2 separate regions of the Homo sapiens genome follow, and region 2 is linked to region 1. The links are chromatin loops, found by intact Hi-C in ENCODE. Cell type or tissue: Calu3. All regions are shown on one strand. Each heading gives the region's core, and the rest is flanking DNA. Links, peaks and the distances in the headings are about the cores only.

What was found. Hi-C counts contacts between places; a loop is a spot of excess contacts. Peaks named below come from ENCODE experiments on the same cell type or tissue, not always from the same donor. Only the 100,000 strongest peaks of a DNase experiment are listed, where the experiment ranks them.
Region 2: a loop joins it to region 1, with 2.6 times the contacts of the local background. A loop is called at or near these places in 6 of 110 quality-filtered maps.

Annotation. Positions count from the first base shown.
Region 1 is chr7:141,532,315-141,535,231 of GRCh38, reverse strand. The region is part of intron 1 of AGK-DT (AGK divergent transcript); the gene reads left to right. Among named protein-coding and RNA genes, the nearest start is that of AGK-DT, 18 kb to the left of the region's middle. In Calu3, for the core only: a CTCF peak has its summit at 1,710 (motif pointing right); a DNase peak (open chromatin) is centred at 1,751.
Region 2 is chr7:141,230,120-141,233,036 of GRCh38, reverse strand. All of the region lies in intron 2 of TMEM178B (transmembrane protein 178B), which reads right to left. Among named protein-coding and RNA genes, the nearest start is that of TMEM178B, 160 kb to the right of the region's middle. In Calu3, for the core only: no CTCF peak of the experiment used is centred there; a DNase peak (open chromatin) is centred at 1,356.

The DNA.
Region 1 (2,917 bases), core at 219-2,718:
AGCAATCCAAGAAGAGGAGAGAGATGTCAAAGAAAGGAAGAGAGAGGAGGCCATAGATACGTTTTACATTCTCATTGAGAGCCCTGGTGATAACCATTATGCCACTGAAATCCTGTTCTCCTACATTAATTCTTTCTTAAACAAGCAAGGTTACAAACAAGTATTTTAAAACAAAATTATGCTGTGAGCTGTTTTTGGCAAGTGTGCCCAAGGACTATTTTGGAAGACTGAATCCTCATTCAGTTCACAGCTATCTCTCTAGTCCAGATCGCTCCAATCAGGCTCTCCAGCATATTATCTTCCAGACCAGCACTAATCACTGTGTGCTTTATAGAGCACTATTTCAGAGGAGAGTTAATAGATATACGTACACACTCAAAAAAAAAAACCCCGAGAAAGAACAATAATTCCATGAGTGTTGCTAAACATGTATGTTTATATTAGAATTCAATAGGACTGTGGATATACAAATGAGCATAGTGAATTTTCAAAAGGATATTATAGTACACAGCATTGTATGTGGTATTTAAGTTGGAAATAAAACTCAGACTTCTGGACTTCGAGTCTAGTGGATTCAAGAGGTCTGGTAGAAATACTACTTGACTTCAAGACAGAAAGTCCACTTTCAATTTCCAGCTCTTCTGTTTAGTGTCTATCTAGGGGTGGTTATTTACAATTTCTGTCTTTCTTTCTTCATCTATATAAAGATAATTATTTGACTTACCTCATAGTGTTAATCATAAAGATTAAATTAGTATATGTAAAATCACCTAGTCAATATCTGATGCTGAATAAATGTAAGTTCTCCATTTAATTCCAAACCACATTCTCTTAAAGAAAAGGCAGATTTTAAAATTTCATTGTGAATTGTATAACTAATATAATCACCATGAATTATCAACAAATTAACTGCAATCTAATTAATATTTACAGTATTACATATAGAAACTGACCTAATTTAAGGTCAGTTAACAAGTAAAAGGAATATGAGTTAACATTATACATAAGATATTTAATGTATATATAACACATGAATTGCCATTCACATTATGAACATTCTAGGGAATTCTAGTTCCTGCATGAGACAGACAGAATGACCCAAGCCTTTAGGGGAACACTGTAGTTTGTGAGTTTAGAATAGAAATGAAGCTTATTGATCCATTGGTAGGAGAATATCAGTGCAATTGTAGCAAAACAAAGCAAATATTGAAAGAAAAGGGGTACTTTGAAGCAGCATAGCAAAAGAAAAGGCACACTCCACACAATTCAAGTTCTTGCCTCATATATTGGACATTTGACCTTGGACATTTCGTAGGGTTTTACTTGCTTTAAATATGAAATGGAAATAACACTTCCCCTGCCTGGCGGCAGGGGCTGGATCAGATTCTCTTTTTCCCTTCTTGGTGCTGCATTTCCTTTGCACGGCTTTAACTTTTGATCTTGGCCTCATTGTCCAAAACTACTCAATGTCCAAAACTGCAAAACGGTATGGGCAACTACAAAATCCTACTACTAACTGTGTATGTAATTGCTGAGATTAAGTTTTGTGACTTAGAATTCTCTGATGTGAATCCTAAAGCTCTCAATTTGCTCATTATGCCCACATAGTCTCTTATCTTAGACCTTAAGAGGAAAGTTTTAATCCTTGCAGCTTTAAACCAAGGCATTTGAATCTTAGTCGGTTGCTTTGGTAGTGCAGCCAGCCTGAAGAGCACACCACTAGGTGGCGCTGAAGATCCGGCTGTAGAAGGAGAATTGTCCATAAACAGAAAAGCGTTTTTCCCTCTGGGTTCCTCTATTAGCCAGCGCCAGCCTAGTGTTTGCTTTATTGTCAGGGATCTTGGAGATGTCTTGGCTTGAGTCTGACGCAAATAGTCCCCCTGCAGTGCTCAGCAGTTTGTAAAGGGGGTCTGGGGCCTGGCAATAGTCTCTCAAAGGCCTTATGAAAAGATCATTAATGACCCTCACTTTCTGCCTCCTCCCTCCACCTTCCCTCAGTCCCCAAGTCTGGCGGCCTATCCTGTGCTTCTTCAACCATTCATTCAAGCATCTACTGCATGCTTTTTTTTTTTTTTTTTTTTTTTTTTTTTTTTTTTTTTTTTTTTTTTTTGAGACGGAGTTTCGCTGTCGTCACCCAGGCTGGAGTGCAATGGTGCGATCTCGGCTCACTGCAACCTTCGCCTCCCAGGTTCACTGCTTCAGCCTCCTGGATAGCTGGGATTACAGGCACGCGCCATCACGCCCAGCTAATTTTGGATTTTTAGTAGAGACAGGGTTTCACCATGTTGGCCAGGCTGGTCTCGAACTCTTGACCTCAGGTGATCTGCCTGCCTCGGCCTCCCAAAGTGCTAGGATTACAGGCGTGAGCCACCACACCCAGCCTATTGCATGCTCTTATGGATCAGGCATACAGCTAGTAGTGCTGTGGTTTGAGAGACACATAACTTTAGCATTTCTTTCTCGATCTGCCATTAGTACCGAACCCAGGTACGGTGCATTAGGGTGACTGCTCAGGCTCTGCACTTAGGGGATCAGGCTGCTGGCAGCTAAGCTGTATTTCAAGGATGGGATAGAGTGGATATATTGTGTTTCTTATATTTACAACCAGCCCAGAATCCCTCCCTCCTCCAAAACACAACATCTGCATGAGGGCCTATAGCCTCCGTCCATCCTCCCATATCCATCTTCCATTCTTCACCTTTTTTTTTCTCTTTCGCATAGCTCTTGATACTATTTTAATTGAACTCTAAGGCAATGTAGTCTTTGGTCATTTTTTTTTAAGTAAAAAGTCTGTTGGGAATACACTTATAAATTGGAATATTACTCAGCAATGAAAAGAAATGAGCTATCAACCTATCAATTAAAAGACATGGAGGTGACTGGGTGCTGTGGCTCATGCCTGTAATCCCAGCACTTT
Region 2 (2,917 bases), core at 153-2,652, 300 kb after region 1:
TCACTCCATCTGTTCCAAGTTACAAGAGAACTTTCCACCTAAGGGAGTGGCATCATCCACTCCCCTCTGGCTTTTAGGGAGGGCAGCTCACAGCTGTACTCAGATCATCTCCTCAAGCTTCTCTCAATCAGGCTGTGGTGCCTCCATTACTAATCTCCTGCTTCCTGAGTTTGGGGCATGACTGCTGGATCCCCAAGGGCTTTGTAGCAGGGGGCTCAGGGCTCCTAATGGGACACAGCCCTGCCTGCTGGTAAAAGTAGGGTGGCTGGAGATCCATGAACACCATGGAGCCAGGGAAAGCTTTCTGGCAGGAGAAGAAAGCTACAGAAAGAGGAAGTAAGGAAGCTGAGCCTCTAAGGTTACATGGGTTTATTGGCATTTAATTCATATTTTTACTTCTATTTCAACTAAGAATTAAAATGTATAGAAAAAGCAATGCTGTGCTTGTGTGCTGCTGGATTTAGTTTGCAACATCACTGATCATTTGAGAAATGCAAATCAAAACCACAATGAGATACCATCTCACACCCGTCAGAATGGTAATTATTAGATAGTCAAGTAACAACAGATGCTGGCAAGGTTGCAGAGAAAAAGGAATGCTTTAACACTGTCGGTGGGAATGTAAATTAGTTCAACCATTGTGAAAGACAGTGTGACGACTCCTCAAAGACCTAGAACCAGAAATACCACTTGACCCAACAATCACATTACTAAATATATACCCAAAAGAATATAAATCTTCTATTATAAGGATACATGCATGCATATGTTCATTGCAGCACTATTCACAATAGCAAAGACATAGAGTCAACTCAAATGCCCATCAATAATAGACTGGATAAAGAAAATGTGGTACATGTACACCATGGAATACTATGCAGCCATAAAATGGAAAGAGAGCATGTCCTTTGCAGGGACATGGATGGAGCTGGAAGCCATTATCCTCAGCAAACTATTGCAAGAACAGAAAACCAAACACCGCATGTTCTCACTTATAAGTGGGAGCTGAACGATGAGAACACATGGAAACATGGGTGGGGAACATCACACACCAGGGCCTGTAGGGTTGGGGGTGGCAAGGGGAGGGACAGCATCAGGAAGAATAGCTAATAGATGTTGGGCTTAATACCTAGGTGAGGGGTTGATCGGTTTGGCAAACCACCACGGCACATGTTTACCTATGTAACAAACCTGCACATCGTGCACATGTGCCCCGGAACTTAAAATAAAAGTTGATGGGAAAAAGGAAAGAAAGAAAAAGCAATGCTGCCTAGGCTAGATCATGTGGTCAGTTATCTGAAGCCCAGCTAGTTGACCGTGGGAGAACTGCCAGTGGAGGGAGCCATGCCACTGTGCAGTTTCCACCAAGCAGCAGCAAGTCTCCACCTTGCAGATGCAGTGGCAGAGAGGGCCCTTCCAGCCCCCAGGGAGCAGGCTTTGCTTCCGTCTCTAAATAGGAATGCTGCAGAGGAGATACCATGTCAAATAGAAAAAGAAAACAGGAAATGGCTGGCACTGGGTGCGGAATTATTTTACTAAGCAAGTGTTTATTTTTCTGAGGCATCAGCAATTTTTTTTTCAGGTTACATACTGAGTAACTGCAATCATTGATTACATTAATGGATTGCCTCTGGAGAAGGAATCTAATTACATTTTTGTACAAATTGCAAAATGTAGATTAATTTCAAACTTCCTTGGCAGCCTTGTCGTGTTTTTTTTTTTTCTTCTCTTGAGCTCTAGGTCAGGAGCCCCAAAGCATGGCAAAGAAACCTGAACTTTGAGAAGGCTTTGTTTGTTCATTCAATAAATATGCACTGAGCTGCTTGCCTTCTGTATGCACCAGCTCTGTTCTAGGCGCTGGAAATGCAGAGGCAAACAGGACAATGTCTCAGTCCTCTTGGGAGTTCCCCAAGCTGTAAAAGAACTTCAAGAGAGAAAAATCCCAAATGTTCCTGAACCCATTTAAGTAGCTGCTGGGCTTTCCTTTCTGAACATCACTTAGGGCTTGGTGGCTCTTATCCAAAGGTTGTCCATTTCTTTAGCCCTGCAACAGAAATCTAAAAGAGTAGGAAAGTGGGAGGCCAAGGGAGGAGGATCACTTGAGGCCAGGAATTTGAGACCAGCCTGGGCAACACAGAGAGACCCTGTGACCTGCCTTCAAGGTTCAGCCTCTGCTGTCCTATGAGAGAACCTCTGAGCTGTCTTGTAATCTACAAAAAATAAAAAATAAAAATTAGCCAGGTGCAGTAGAGCACATCTGTAGTCCTAGCTACTGGGGAGGTTGAGGTGGGAGGATTGCTTAAGCTCAGAACTTCAAGACTGCAGTGAGCCATGACTGCACTACTGCACTCCAACCTGAGTGACAGAGCAAGGCTCTGTCTCAAAAATTAAAAAATAAATTTTTTAAAGAGTGGAAAAAGATTAAATAAGGGGGAAAGTGAAGAGGGTAACAAGAGAAGTAAGGAGTCTTTGGCCAAGTGGCACACCCACTGAAGACACTGATCTACTCAGAGATGGCAAAAGTAAGGTAACAGGACAGTAGAGACAAAGAAAAGAAAGAGAGAACTTTACAAAGGAGAAGTACAAGTGGCTGATAACCATTTCTTAAATTCAACCTTTCTTATAATTTCAAAAATGAGTAACTTTTTTTATCAATCAAATCAGCATATATCTTAAGGGGAAAAGGATTTTTCAATGTAGGTAAAATTTGGTAGGGCTATAAACTGCCTCAGTTTTTCTGGAAAGCAATTTGGCATTATATATCAAGAACCTAAGAAATGTTCATATCTTTGAGCCAGTAGTTCCAATTCTGGGCATTTATCCTAAACAAATTATCAGAAATATGATCAAAGATTTATGCACAAGGATTATCATTATAACATTATTATAATGGCCCAAAACTAGTTCAACATAAACA